Regions from separate parts of the Homo sapiens genome. Here region 1 is linked to region 2. The links are chromatin loops, found by intact Hi-C in ENCODE. Cell type or tissue: heart right ventricle. All regions are shown on one strand.

What was found. Peaks named below come from ENCODE experiments on the same cell type or tissue, not always from the same donor. Only the 100,000 strongest peaks of a DNase experiment are listed, where the experiment ranks them.
Region 1: it touches region 2 in a loop (4-fold over the local background); 10 of 110 quality-filtered maps call a loop at or near these places.

What each region holds. Positions count from the first base shown.
Region 1 is chrX:55,323,067-55,331,066 of GRCh38, forward strand. No RefSeq gene overlaps it. Among named protein-coding and RNA genes, the nearest start is that of PAGE3, 62 kb to the left of the region's middle. In heart right ventricle, no CTCF peak of the experiment used is centred here; no DNase peak of the experiment used is centred here; H3K27ac peaks cover 2,791 bases.
Region 2 is chrX:55,131,387-55,139,386 of GRCh38, forward strand. It overlaps the pseudogene LOC100421179. Among named protein-coding and RNA genes, the nearest start is that of VCF2, 26 kb to the right of the region's middle. In heart right ventricle, a CTCF peak has its summit at 3,976 (motif pointing right); a DNase peak (open chromatin) is centred at 3,975.

The DNA of each region.
Region 1 (8,000 bases), 190 kb after region 2:
CTTACACCCTGGGTCTGCTGGAAGGCCAGCAGAGTCTAGCTTGGATAGTGGAGCTGTGGAGACCAGCCTGACACTGGGCAAGCCCTGAGTACAGGGCCACTGGGTCTGGGTTGGTCCTGGGGAAGGCGTGGAACCTGAGTCTGTGGGAACTGACCTGGTGCTGGGGCAATCCTGAAACCCCAGTTCACTGGAGCTGATCTGATGCTGGGGAACGTCTGGAGCCTGGGCCCACTGCGGTCAGTTGAGTGCTATGGCAGGCCCAGAGATCAAGTCTGTGGGGCAGGTCTGGAGGCTGGGGCTGTGGGATCACACCTGGCTTGGAGTCCCTGCCTGTGGGTACTGGTTTGGCATTTGTGGCCAGAGGGCTGGCCTGGTGCTGGTTGGGCCTGGAGTCTGTGTCTGCAGGGGCCAGCCTGATGGCTGGGGCTGTGGCAGTTGGCCTGGCAGAGGGGTGGGCCTGCAGCCTGGCACCACTGGGGCCATCATGTGCTGGTTATGGGGGTGAACTGGGGCCTGCAGCTGCTGGTGCCAGCCCAGGGCCTGGGGCTTCTGGGGTTGACCTGGAAGTGGGGTGGCTTGGTGATGGAGTCCACCCCACCAGGCAGTCATGGAGCCTGGGTATGCAGAATTTAGTCTATCATCAGGGTGGGCCTGGAGGATCAGTCCACATGTACCAGTCTAGGGTCTGGAGTGTCAGGGCCTGTCTGCCACTGGGTTTTAGTGGGACAGACCTAGTAGTGGGGTCCGAGGCAAAGTACAGTGCTCGCTTCCCTCTTCCTTCAAGCAAAGGGTACCTCTCTCCATGCTGTGCTGCCTGTGGTTGGGGGAGGGTTGACATGGATAATGTAGAACTGTCCTTGCTACCCTCTTCAATGTGTCTTTTCTTATTTCTGTGCTATACTCAGGTGCTATAATCTCTCACCTGGTTTCCTCAGCCTTTGTGAAGACATTTTCATGTGTGGATAGTTGTTCAAATTGATGTTCATGCAGACGAATGAGCACTGAAAAGTCTTATTTCACCATCTTGCTGATGTTACCCTTCCTCTGTAGTTTTCTTTTGTGGGAGTTTTTTATTAATCACAAAGTAATTTTCTTACGGGGCTATTCAAATTTTGCATTTCATACTGAGTGAGTTGTGGCAGTATGTGTTTTGCAAGGAACTGGCCCATTTCATCGAAGTTGTCAAATTTATCTGGGTAGAGTTAATCGTATACACATTATTATCCTTCAGATGTCTTCATGGTCTATATTAATATCCCTGTTTTATTCCTGGTATTCATGTATTTTCTCTTTCTTTGTCAGTCTTGCTAGAATTTTGTCAATTTATTGATCTCTTCAAGGAATCAGCACTTTCATTGATTTTTTTCTATTTTAAAAATTTTTAATTTAATCAATTTCTGCTCTTATTCTTATTTTTTTCTTCCTCCTACTTGCTTGGGATTTATTTTACTGTTCTAGGTTCTTGCGATAAAAGCTTAGATTATTGATTTGAGACCTTTTTTCTAATGTATGCATTTAGTGCTATAAATCTATTAGCACTGCTTTAGCTGGGTCCCACATGTTTTGATATACTATATTTTTACTTTCATTCAGTTTAATGTATTTTATATTTTCTCTTAATATTTTCTGTTTGACTCATGTATTATTTGGAACTGTGTTGTCTAGCTTCCCTATGTTTTGAAACTTTCCTTTTATTTTTCTGTTATTGATTTCTAATTTGATTCCAATATGATGATCATAGAATATTCTCTGTATGATTTCAATGCTGTTAAATTTGTTGAGGCATGTTTTATGGCTAAGTGTATTGTTTATCTTGGCATATGATTTTTGAACACTTGAAGAAAATGTGTATTGTAGTGTTGTTGAGTGGAGTACTCTATTAATGTTCATTGGATCCTGCTGTCTGATGGTGTTACTGAGTTGTCTATTCTTGCTGATTTTCTGTCTAGTTGTTCTATTATCATTGAAAGAAAAGTATTGAAGTCTACAACTCTAATTGTAGATATGTCTGTTTCTCATTTTAGTTCTATTAGTTTTGGCTTCATATGTTTTCCAGCTCTATTGCTTGGTGTATACCCATTTTGGATTGCTATGTCTTTTTGGCAGATTGACCTTTTAGGAACATAAAACATGTATTTCTCTAATACATCTGGCAATTTTCTTTGTTCTGAAGTCTACATTTTCAGATAATATAGTTATGTCTGCTTTCCTTTGCTTAATGTTTTCATTATATATCCTTTTCCATCCTTTATTTTCAACCTGCCTATATAATTTTATTGGAAGTGACTTTCCTGTAAACAGTATATAGTTGGGTCATGTTTTTTAAATCTACTCTGCCAATTTCTGTCTTTTAATTGTTATGTATAGACCATTCACAATTAATGTAATTGTTAACTTGGTAAGGCTTAAAGTGAACTACCATTTTATTTTTTGTTTTCTTTTTTCTTCTGTTGTACGTTTCTCTTTTATTTTCTCTTCCTTTCTCTGTGTTTCTTGAATATTTTTCAGATTTCATTTTAATTTATCTATAGTGTTTTTAGTGTATATCTCTGTATGGCTTTTATTGTAGTTACTATAAGAATTACATTGTATACAGTAACTAATCCAAGTCTACTGGTGTCATCATTTTACTAGTTCAAGTAAAATGTAGAAAACTTATTTCTCTTTGTGTCTCTACACTTTTGTATTTGTAGTATAATTGTTTTTAAATATTTTCCCTATATGCATTTAGAAAAATATTAGACAATATTATATTTGCTTCAACCATCAAACATTATTTAGGAAAATCAAAAGGATTTAAAAAGCCTACTGTGTTTACCCACTTTTTGTTTACTGTGCTTTTTCTTACTTAATTTTCAAGATTCTTTGTCTGATAATATCTTGACGTTTCCTTCATTCCTGAAGGATATTTTCACTGGGCATAGGATTCTGGGTGGACAAATCTTTTCTTTCAGCATTAAAAAAATATTGTGCCACCTCTTTTAGTCCTCCGTGGCATTGTTTTTCTCTGGTTGCTTTCAAGATTTTATCTTATATTTAGTATTCAAAAGTTTAATCAGGATGGGCTTTGGTAAGGATTTCTTTAAGTTTATTCTGTTTGGGGTTCACTCACCTTCTTGGATTTGTACGTTTATGTCCCTTGCCAAATTTGGAAAGTTTTTAGCCATTATTTCTTTGCATAGTTTTTCAGCTCCTTCTCCTTTTTCCTCTCCTGAGACTCCAATGACATTGAAGTTTTATCTTTTATTATAGTACCACAGGTCCCTGAAGCTCTGTTCATTTATTTTTTGAAGTATTTTCTCTTTGTTGTTCATATTGGGTAATTTCTCATTGTATTCCATCTCTCAGTTCATTGGGAATTTTTTGCCCTCTGTTCCCCCATTCTGCTGTTGAGCCTGTCAACTGAGCTTCTTATTTTGGTAATTGGATTTTGTAGTTCCAACAACTTCCATTTGATTCTTCTTCATATCTTCTGGGTTTTTTGTTGTTGTTGTTGAAGCTTTATTTTTTTTCTGAAGCCTTCCATTTTTATCATTTGTTTAAAAAATGTTAATAAATGCTCATTTAAACATTTTTATCATGGATGCTTTAAAAATAATTGTCGGATAATCCTAACATCTCTGTCATTTTGATGTTGGAATCTATTAATTGTCTTTTAGAATTCAGTTTGAGATCTTTCTGGCTCTTAGTATGACAAGTTACATTTTGTTGAAACATGCACGTTTTCATATTCTGTTATAAAACCCTAGATCTTATTACAACCTTCTATTTTAAATGACTTCCTCTGACTACACTCTAGCAGGTAAAAAAGAGGGTACAGTGTTGTAATTGTCAGGTAGAAGTGGAAGTCCATTTTCTCTACTTGGCTTTCACTGACATCCAATGGCGGGTTCATTATTATTGCTGGGAAGTTTCCACCAGTACCACATTATAGCTGAGTGGCTTTTAATAGCATTACAATAGGGATGACTTCATTACTTCTTGGCAGTGGTGAAAGTCCTGACTCTCTATTAGGCTTCCTCTGACACCACCCTAGAGGGGAGAAAGGTGCTTTTTTACTGCCAGATGGGAGTGGAAGTCCAAGCTTGCCACCTGGTCTCCACTGATAACGCTAAGGAAGGAAAACGCTAATTACTCGCTGATGGGAATGAAAGGCCTAGTTTCCTACTCAACTTTCCTCACTACCACTCTGATAGGGCTGCTACATTTCTCATTATATCCTCTCAAGGAAGTAAGTTTAGGCTTCCTGCTCAGACTTTGCTAGCATGGGTGCGGTGGAGCAGTTTTATGAGTTTGTGTGTGCGTTTATTTGGTTGGAGTGAAGCAGTTACTGTCTAAAAGTTTTCTGCCGTGCTAGGCTGCCCTTCCCCTGGTTCTTTGGCTAGAAAGAGCAGACTTTTGTTCAGACTTTTTTTTGTCTGTGCCCTGTTGGTGTTTCTAGGTCACTGTCTTCATCAACTTCAAGTCCAGGATATATAAAAGAAAAAGAAAACTCAGGGTATACACCACCGGTTTTTTCCCAGGGTTTGGAGGTCCATAATTGGTTTACTCTCTTCTCTCTGCCTTTCAGAGTCTTGCGTTTGTTTTATTTAATGCCTAAGGCTTTTAGTTGTACAGTGGAAGAAATAGGAGAAAGTATGCCTATTTCCTCCTCCCAGAAGCATAAATCCACTTGCTTTACACTGTTAGACTACAGCACAAGTTATTAGTGTCACTTAGATGATTTCATTATGTTATATACGACTCCATCTTGCCAGAAAACGTGTTCTAGAGACTCTCGTTGAGGTGGCCATGTTGGGGAAGTCTGCATGGCAAGGAACTGCCAGACTCTAGTAACTTCAGCCATCAATGACTACCAGCAAGAATCCAGAGCCATCAGTCCTGTAAGGAAATGAATTTTACCACTAACCTGAGACTGGAAGTGAGTTCTTTTCCAGCCTTGCCTCCAGATAAGAACACAGTCATGACTGATGCCTTCATTACAGCCTTATGAGACCCTGAGCTGGGGAACCATCTAAATAATATTCAGACTTTTGGCCATCAGAAACGGTCAGATAATGAATGTATTTTTTTAACCTGTTAAATTTGTGGTAATTTGTTATGTAGCAATAGATAAACAATATACTACCCATACTCCAAGTCCCTAAATGACATTTCCTCCTGGTAGCCTCCAACTGTATCAGGTAATTTCCTTTCCTTGCAATGAATCCCAGTTTTTCACTTCTAATTCACTGCTATCATTTAGTTACAGTCTTTCTAGCTTCAGCCAGGCTTGCTCTGACTCAGACTTTCTGAGTAGACCCCATAGTTCACTGAGAACAGGGATTAAGGCTTACCCATTACAACTTACTCTGCAGGAACAAGCATATTTCAGGGACTTTAGGCATTTGGCATGTGGATAATGGGTGCACAGGCCCCCATCCTGAGGGAAAAAGTCAATTCAGTCCCCATTCATGTTCAGACTTGGAAGTCAGCCATGTCCAAGCACAAAGAGATGACTGTAATACCTGCTGGAAAAAGCATATATTTAGGCAACTACTCCTGATATGACTGTGATTAGTGATAAAGGCAAGGAGCAGGCCAGGCAAAGAGGAAATCCAATTCTTATGTTGGACCATTGGGGAGTGATATTTGGCATGGACACTAAAAGACAAGAAGATAAAAGGAGGTCACAGCAGGCAGGGGCCAGCATGAACAAAGGTGGAGAAGCATGGCTGGGGAAAAGCTATTATTCTGGTGCAGTTGGAGTAGAAACATGAAGGGAAAGACGGTGCCAGATGGAGAGAGGAAAGAGAAATTGATTGAGAAAGGTCTGAGTTCATCCTCTTTCCTCTTGGCTCTCTGTAGTGTATTTTTTATTCACTTGAGTGGCACTGCCAGATAGCCTGCCCCAAACTAGACACCATGCATCTGCATAGCCTTCTCCCTTTGTCTCCTTCCTGATATCCAGTTGATGATGGCAGGCCATTGGTTCCACCTTCTAAGTGTCTGAATCTTGCTCCTCTTTTCTACCCCATGATGATAGGCCAAGTTGGAGCTTTTCTACTGAAAAAAATAAGGGCCATCTTCCATTGCCACCATTCTCATCTATTCATTGACCCCTACAATAGACTTCTAATGGTCTCACAGCCTCCAGTTCATTTGTATCCAACTCACCATTCATTCCTTCACCTCATTGCATACAGAAGGCTCCTCAAAAGGCAAACTAATCATGTCACTGCCTCCTACTTAAAACTTTCCATGAGTAACCAAATCCTTCAGAATAAAATCTATGCTCTTGACTTGACATATGTATCTCTTTATGACCTGGTCTCTGGTAGCTTCTCCACCCTCATGGCTACCTCTTCCTCACCCCCATTGTCCACACTAGAGCAATTGCAGTTCCCTAAGATCAAAGAACTTTCCTCTCCTCCAGACTGAACTTTTGTCAGACTTCCCCCTCCCCACCTGCATTTGCTAACTAAGTCTTCCTTAGCATCTGGATCTCAACCTTTTCTGTCAACCCCTCACTAGGTTGGCCAGGTGAGGCACCCTGCTCTGTGCTCCTATGTAGAGCACTTATCATCCTGCATTAGAACTTTCTGATTACCTACTTGTCTCCTTCATGATGCCCAGAGCTTCAGGGGGGCAGAGTCTTGCAGAAGGGTCTAAGGGGTGGGTTGTATGTGTGTGTGTGGTGGGTTATGTGTTTGGGTATTTGAATAAGAGAGTGAATAAATGGACTTGCTTACTAAGAAATTTGAACTTGACAATAAGGAGGGTAACTGGATTATCTAAATTACTTCCACAAGTAATAGTGAACTTTAAGAGAGGAGAGCATCCTTGGAGAGGCTAGGCAAGTATGGAAGGAGCAATCGTGGGATATGTATCTATGAAGCTCTTTCATTGTGCCTAGTTCTGGGTTAGGTTCAGGGGATAATATAGTGGAAATGGATGGAACTCTTGCCCCAAGAATATTATGTGAGGAACAAGACATTTTTGGGACAGATCTTGACACCAGCCAACATTGCTTAACAATGATTTGTGGCAATCACTATTCTTGGGACTTGACATAAACTACATCCTTGAATGCTCATGACCCCTCTATGAGATGATACCACTGTTATTGCAGTCCTGCAGGTGATGACACTGTGGCATTGAGGAATTAACTATTACCTCAAGATCAAGTAGCTAATATGTGGTAAAGCTGAGATTCAAAGAATGGTCACATGACTCATGAGCTAAGGCCTAAAATGCCAACAAGGGGTCAATGCACATGGCACTGGGAAAAGGAAGGGCACCGTGGCCTAGAGCTGTCCTGGAAGTCACTCTGCAGATAGTCTCCCTCTCCATCCTGCCACTGTGGACACCTCACGCTGCAGTCAAACTGGACTGCAGACAACTTCATATCTCTAGGCCTTTACACTTGCTGTTCCAATTGCCTGAGTGGTCCTTTCCTTCCTTCCACCCATATTTTATCAGACCAAACTCTGTTACTTCTGAAATTGTATTGTTTCTCACATGATCCTCCTCTGGATGAGTTAGCAAGCCCCTGCTCTGTGCCCTAATTCTCAGTAACCTTGAAGAAAACAAGGGCAGGGAGGCTTATCAACTTACAAAGTCCACACAGTAAGCAAATGGTTAGCCTGGGATTTGAACCAAATTGTTCAACACCAAAATTATTTTATCTAAATCAGAGAGGGCATATGTTTGGCATAGGGACCTACACTTATTGCTGAGAGTTTATGACATTTGTGTTGGCTAACTTTATGTGCCAACTAAGCTGGACCATGGAATGCCCAGATATCAGGCTAAACATTGTTTCTGGGTGTGTTGTGTAGTGTTTCCAGCAAAGGTTAACACTTGAATTGGTGGACCAAGTAAAGCAGGTGGCCCTCACCAATGTGGATGGGTATCATCTAATCCACTAAGGGCCTGAATACAACAAAAAGGTGGGGGAAGGTTGAATTCTATCTCTGCTTGAGTTGGGACATCAGTTTTCTCCTGCTCTAGGACTGGGA
Region 2 (8,000 bases):
ATGGTTATATTAACTAGCTTAATGTAATGCAGAAAGGTAGAACCTGAAATCCAGAGAAATAAGTTATTTCAGTAGGTTGTTTTTTTATGTAGGACACCTGGAGAAGAAAAAGGCATGGCCAGCTCCTTTATTCAGATAGATCAGTCTGTGAAACTTCTTGCAGTTTTCCAATCATAGTTGAGTTCAATTCAACTTGCACTAACACTCCACCAAAAGTCTCAGCCCTGCTTCGTGGCCCTGCTGTCATCTTCCCTCCTGGCCCTGAGTATTTCTTTGGTTTTTGTTCAGGATATGACATTCTGGACATTGGTAAGTGCCATTTGATTTGAGCTCTTATCTATTACTTATCAATATACACTCTCAGAAATGGCCCCTAGATTCCTGCATAATGATCAGAACTGTCTCTCTCTCTCTCTCTCATTAATGCTGCCTCTTTCTCTCACACACACACGCGCACACACACGCACTCACACACACACGCACACTCACACACACATACACAATGTAGTAATGGGCTTGTCAGGCCCTTTCTCTGGTTGGTTTCCCCAATATTTTTGTCCCTTCAGTCCCTGAGATTGGTTCCATTATTCAGCACAGGTGTTCAGGAGACAGAGACATGTGGTAGCCATGTTTTCAAACATGTCCAACATAGGTGAATGAATATACTTTAGGCTTCCAATATGGTATGTTCTCATATGCCAAGGATAGATGGAAATGAGGCCACTCTCCAGGGGACAGAACAAGTCTAGTGCGAGCTTTCTGCATAAGGACCTTGCAGCCGTTCTGGGACACTGTTAAGCATAGAGATGGCCAACAGGATAATCTTCTCACAACACCACAGCTTGGTGTTTCCTGCTCTTTTGACAGACTTTCAGATGGAAACCAAATAACTTGATTGGAAAAATCTATTTCAAGAAAGAAGAGCCACCTCATATGGGCATTTTCTCCCATATAGGAAGAGCTGCCTTGGGACAAGGATGAAGAACTAGAAATTATCCCAGCAACCACACATCCTGCTAGTGACCCTATGGGTCAGAGCATCTTGCAAGAACCTACATGGAGGACTCCAGTGGGAGATTCTAGTGGTCTTACTTGGCTCCCACACAAAGAAGTATCTTGGTTGGGACTCCTATGCCTATCACAGATGGAGAGAGTCCAAGGCATGGGTTGCATTTTTATATATTTAGAACATTAGCCACATGCCCAAGATTTCCACAGAGTGGAAATTGACCATCTGTCTTTTCAGAAGGGAAACACAGACCAAGACAGTTTTGTGCCCAGTAATACTGGAACCTCAGGCTCCTTTGTATCAGACCCACAGGCTCTGCTTGTGAGCAACAGCTTTATTACAGGTCTTCTTGATCCTCATGCCCCAGTGGGCACCCAGCACAATCTTTATGAGAGAGAAATGGAGAGCTTCATTTTTACCATGGCATACATGACCTCGCAAATTAAGTATACTTGGTTTTGTTTTTAGCAAAATGAAGTCCCATGGGTCTCTAACATGGTCCAGACAAATCAGAAGGCAGGTAATTGGTAACATGACCTCGCAAATTAAGTATACTTGGTTTTGATTTTAGCAAAATGAAGTCCCATGGGTCTCTAACATGGTCCAGACAAATCAGAAGGCAGGTAATTGGGTGTTGAATAAATACTTACAGACAAATCATATGAAGGAATGGATGGAGACACGGTTTTACAACAGAGAGGGAGGTTTAACCAAGATATGAAGATTTGACATAAAAAAAACTGTACAACTTCAAACAAGGGTTTAGATGTTGTACTTCCTGTTCCAGGATGCATGTGAGTTGAGAAGCATCACTTAAGTGGATATATAGTACTTAAATCATTTGGGGATTTTGTAGTGTTTGGTATTGGCAGTGGGGAGAACTCCATGCTCCAGCATCCAGAAAGATGCATGAAAACATGGTTGTATATGACAGCTTTTCTTGACGAGGTAGGTCGTGGTGAAAACATGTCACAGAATCTCCAAAGTAGGTGACTGGGCTCAGAAGAGACAACAGAGGACCAGTTTTGAAATTAGGAGGAAGGTCCCTTCAGGGGATCCCTTGCCCTGCCTCACAGGATGATATTGGAGCTTTTAATAGGGTGTGCACTTTGGTTTAGTTCATGGCCTATAGACACTCTCCAAACATTTCTTGGATAGGTATGTGGATGGAATCATAGTTTCATGCATCCATAGACAGAGAGATGGACAGACAAATGAATGGATGGATTGAGGCAAGATTATGCAGTGTCAGTGGTGTCACATTTATGGTATAAAAGTCTTTGTGCAATTTGCAAAATAAAGGGAAGCCTGATATCTTTCAGTTCATGTTTTGATGTAAGTGTTTCTGGAAGAAAGAGGGTAATGGGAAATACAGCTGAAGGGGTTCACTGGGGCCAGGAAAGCCTTGACCACCAAGTAAGATATAAAGTAGTGGGGCCCTTTTAGAACTGACCAAAAATATGACCCAAAAGGCATCTGCATCAGGTTAATCTGGCAGCAAAGAAAGGAAAGACAAGAGGAGACAGAGAAAGAAAACCACCCCTAGAATATTATTGGATTAATCTAAACGTGAGATGATTGTGATCTAAATTTGAGACCTGGAAGTAGTAACTGAAAAATTATAGGGAAGAGACATCCAAGGAACAATTGGAAGGTCAAGGAGGGCCTAGAATATCTAGGGACATGGTAGTGGGATGCATTGAGATATGAAGGAATGTAAGCACATTTTGGGTAGTCTTGATGAATTTTGATTTAGTTATACTGATAATGAGTTGACAGAGAAACTTACTGGAGCAAATGTTCAGCATGGAGAAGGGAATGCATATCTGGAATTTAAGGCAGTGGTGAGGACAACAATAGACATCTAGTAGTCATGTGCTTAGAAGTAATGTTTGAGGAAAGAGAATCCTGAGGCAGAGAGGATAGACTAAAATGAGTAGAGGCTTAAGTACTGAATTCAAGAAATATTTGATAGGGTGTGTGTCTTAGTTTGGCTGCCTGCTATAACAAAGTACCATAGGCTGGTGGCTTATAAACAATAGAAACATATTTCTCACAGTTCTGGAGGCTGTAAGTCTGAGATCAGGGTTCTATGAGGCCCCCCTTAGACTTGCAGACTGCTGGCTTCTTGCTGTACTCCTAGGTGGTGGATAGCTCTCTGACTTCTTATAAGGGCTTTAATTTTGTTCATGAGGGCTCTACTCTCATGACCTAAGCACTTCCTAAAGGCCCCACCTCCTAATACCATCACATTGGGATCAGAGTTTCAATACATGAATTTTGAGGGGACACAAACATTCAGCCCATTGCAGTGGGGGTGTGGCAAAGAGGAACAGCTTGGAAAGAATTCCATTGTGCACTCAAAGAGACAAGAGAAAAAGTAGTAAGGCAGAAGATCAGAGAAGGGAAGGGAAGGAGAAAGCTTCCAGGAGTGGTGGTGAATAGGGCTCCATGCTGTTGAGAACTGAAAGAAAAAAAACTGAGAAAAGGCATCTACCATATTTGTTAACTAGCATGTGAGATGACAAAATTAAGCTTGCTTCTCCATGGGAGTGAAGGAAGGTGCTATCAAGCTGTAGAAAATAAATAGTGGAATTTTATAGCACTGCTGGTCAGCTCTCATTCAATCATACTGACCTTCCACACTGAGAATTAGGAAACTTAATGCAAAGTCATCACACAAAAATAGCTCCAAATTGCTCGCCAAAGATGCAGAGAAATGGCATTGCTTTTCTTTCTTCTGACATCATTCTTTGCCCTTCCATACAGCCATGAAACAAGTTCCATAGCATAGCTGGGCCACCAGATCAAGTTACAATCAGGAATTCTTGAAAACAATCTGAAACTGGATGGTTTCTTCTCATTATCTCCATACCTGTTGTGCTGCCAACTTTCACAGCCTGCTCTTTCTATGTTCTAGTTCATTATGATCCTTTCCTTTCCACTCGCATTCCATATGCTCATCCAGCAGGTGGCAGGAGCCATCCACTTTCAGGAGTGGGTGTAGCTTAAAGATTTCTGATGACAGTCACTCTTTAGCACAATAGTTCTGTGGTATGTGTCTTTTCTGACATACCAAGGTCTTTCTCCCATGACCTTCATCATACCCTACCCTACCATTGTCATCCAGCACATCCTTTTATTGGTCCTCTATAGGGGAGCAATTTTGAATGAAAGCAAGTTACTTCTCAAATGCTGAGCCATGTCTCTGACCAAGTTGCAGTTCAGGCCCTATCTTCTATCATGCTGATAGAAGAGAGTCCTCCTTGCTAAGTCATATCAGACTTACCGTTGGCCAGAAAAGCAGTCATTCAATTAATTCCCAACCAGCCCCATAATGAGTCTGGCCTGCCTTCAGACTTAGCTCCTTAAACATGGGACAGGAAAGGGTAAACTGAAGGGGAACGAAGGATCCAGAGCACTTTCTGTTTTTAGCTTACCTAGGGAAATTGTTAGATGAAGATAATTTCCTCCTATAGGCTTAGGTATCAAGACTCAGCTTTGTTCACTAGATTAATTGGTGGCCACCACTTTGAATCAACCTCTTTTCAACACTTTGCCAAAAGGCCTGCTTCCAGATCCATCCCTGTTGTGAGTTGCTCTGATCCATTCTGGAGGCCATCCTACGGGTGGGAGCCCTAACTCACCTTTCTTTTCTGGTTCATTCAATCGGTATTTATTGTGTGTTCTGGAAATATAGCAATGAACCAGACACATATGGATCCTTTTTCACAGAGGTTTTAGTCTGGAGGGGAGGCAGATGTTTCACTCATAAATAAGTATCTATATCAATATTGGTGATTGCCATAAAACAAAATTATAATCTGCCTTAGAAACATATAACAGAGAGACATCACCAAGCCTAGATGGTCCGAGAAGGCTTTCCTGTGGAAGTGACATTTGAACTTCAACTTGAAGGATGAATAGGAGTTATACAGGTGAATAAGACAAGGGAGGAAATTCCAGGCAAAAGGAAGGGCGTGTTTAAAGGCCTGAGTCAAGAAAGATGTTGGTATATTTGAGGATGTGAAAGAGTCAATGAGGTTGAGAATTGTGCATTGAGAGAAATAGTGACATGAGATGAGCCTGGAGAAATAGAGATTGAACTTGGCTATATCAAGCAAAGCTTTGTGGGCTAGAGTAAGGGTCTTGCACACTGTCCTAAAAGGAATGGGTAGCCTTCCCTAGTCATCCAGGCCCTTAGAGATCCCTCACTATATATGCCCAGACATCTTATTCTTGTATTTTGCAGCATCTATCACAATTAAACAAATATTTTCACAGTTGTCCTTAATTACACAGTCCATTGTAGGGTTTGGAGAAGGAGAGTAACATAATAAAAACTACAATTTTAACTCAAATTTTAATTTAAAAGTCAAAGTTTAATTTTACATTCATGTGATAGTGGATCACAGTGGGGCTGCAGTAGATGTTGGGAGGTCACAACAAAGCTCTCACCTTAATCCACGTGAGAAATGATCATGGATTGGATTATTGTTAGCAGTGAAGAAGATGAAGCTAACTGAACCACTTTTAGGTTTAGTTCTGAGGAGAGGATTTAGTGATGGCTGTGGAGGGTGTGGGAAAGAGGTGCCAGAGTTAATGAGGAAACTGTATAGTCAGAAGGATAAGATGATAAGATTACATGTGAAAATGTCAAGTTTGAGAGGACTGAGACCCTCAAATAGAGAAGAGGAACGGGCTAGGGGATTTTATGGGTCTGGAAGAGAGAGGTGAGAGCTCAGGCTTGGCAATACACATTTGGATTCTCTCAGTATAGGAATATTACTTGGGGCCGTGAAACTGAATGACATCCCTGATGAGAAGAAAAGAGGACCAAGGACTGTGCCCTGGAGAACTCCAAAATTCAAAGATCAGATGGAGGATTTGGCTATATTGACTGAGAAGAAAAAGGAATTGGCAAGAGGAAAACAAATAGAATGGGATGACAAAGCCATGTAATCATTTAGTGAGAGAGATGCAGTGAGCATAGTCTAATTCCAGGCTTCTTTTGCCCTTAAACTAGGATGCCACATTCCGATATCTGTTTCCTCAATACCCTTACTTATAACAATATGCCCCTCTCTCAAAAGCTGAATATTGACAAAGTTGTCATTGTGTTAGATAATAGAAGTGCCAGGGATCTTAAAAGAGTCTCTGTGTTACACAACTCCAGAAGGCACCGTTCACATAGAATGCAATGTGAATGGGGCTTCCTAGGGCCTTAAGGCCCAGTGCAGCTCCATTCTTGAGGTGTTGTTTGTCCTCAGCAAATTTGTTTACTCCAAGAGCTGTGTTCTGGAAAAATCAGTCTTAGAAATTAACCTGAATCTATACTCTTGAGCTGAAAGAGAATAGGGCTCACTTAGTTGTTTGGGAATAAGCCCACATCCATTACTATTGGCCTCTTTTTTCTCTACCAAAACCATTCTATCCTTCTCAGTGTGGAATGGGGGAATTCTGGCTGCTAGGAAAAAGATTGACTTGAGATATCCTTGAAAGAATTATCTGAGAATATTCCTCTCATACTCTTTCAGGTTCTGACGAAAGGACGCCAAGACTCATTCTCCAGTAGCTCTATTCAAAGAGCTCCAGGTTTTATCTTTGCAGGTTCTTGACATCAGGGCCAGCAATTCTACTTCAAATAAACAGATCCAAATAAGCAGGTGAAGCATATCTTTCTTCCTCCAGTTTGAGAATCCTCAAGACCTGCCTTCTAATGCTACCTGGGCCAATACGACAAGGCAGGGTCTATTTGCCAATAGTGGCCTCTCCACTAATGCTCAGCTGTTAGTCCTTGTGAGCAGAGCTTCCCTTCAACCCTAGATTTTAAGTTGAAGGTTAAACTGGATAACTTTCTGGCTTACTTTCCCTCTGATGACTCCTCCCAACCCAAGAAGGTCCTCACTATGCAGGTTAAAAACTCTGCCATTGACAGATTTATAGAGACTGGGACTGTGCAGGAAATGCTGCTCCAGAATCACTCCCTAGCATTCATCAAGCACATCTTGTACTGCAGGTGGGCAGAGCTGCAAAGCATTGAAGAGATTATGCAAGGATGACAAGATGTCCACAACCATATTTAAGTACACATAGTTCTATCCATGGTCAGATGCTGTCAATCACTGGGGAAACAGTGTTCCCATCTGAAACGGTTTGGCTGTGTCCCCACCCAAATCTCATCTTGAATTGTAATCCTCATAATCCCCATGTTAAGGGAGGGACCCAGTGGGAGGTGATTTGATCATGGGAGTGGTCCCCCCATGATGTTCTCATAATAGTGAGTGGGTTCTCACGAGATCTGATGGTTTTATAAGTGTTTGACATTTCCTCCTTCACACACTCACACTCTCCTGTTGCCTTATGAAGAAGATGCCTGCTTCCTCTTCTGTCACGACTGTAAGTTCCATGAGGCCTACTCAGCCATGTGGAACTGTGAGTCAATTAAACCTCTTTCCTTTATAAATTACCCAGTCTCAGGTACTTCTTTATAGCAGTGTGAGAATGGACTAAAAGAGGAATTGGTACTGCGGAGAGTGGGGCCCTGTTATCAAGATACCTGAAAATGTGGAAGCAACTTTGGAACTGCATAACAGGCAGAGGCTGGAACAGTTTGGAGGGCTCAGAGAGAAGACAGAAAGATGTGGGAAAGTTTGGAACTTCCTAGAGACTTGTTGAATGCTTTTGACCAAAATTCTCATAATGATTTGGACAATGAAGTCCAGGCTGAAGTAGTCTCAGATGGAGATGAGGAACTCAATGGGAACTGGAGCAAAGGTCAATCTTGCTATGCTTTAGCAAAGAGGCTGGTGGCATGTTGCTCCTGCCCTAGAGATCTGTGGAACTTTGAACTTGAGAGAGTTGATATGAAATTGGAACTTATGTTTAAAAGGGAAGCAGAGCCTAAATGTTTGGAAAATTTGCAGCCTGACGATGTGATAGAAAATTAAAAACCATTTTCTGGGGAGAAATTCAAGCCAGCTGCAGAAGT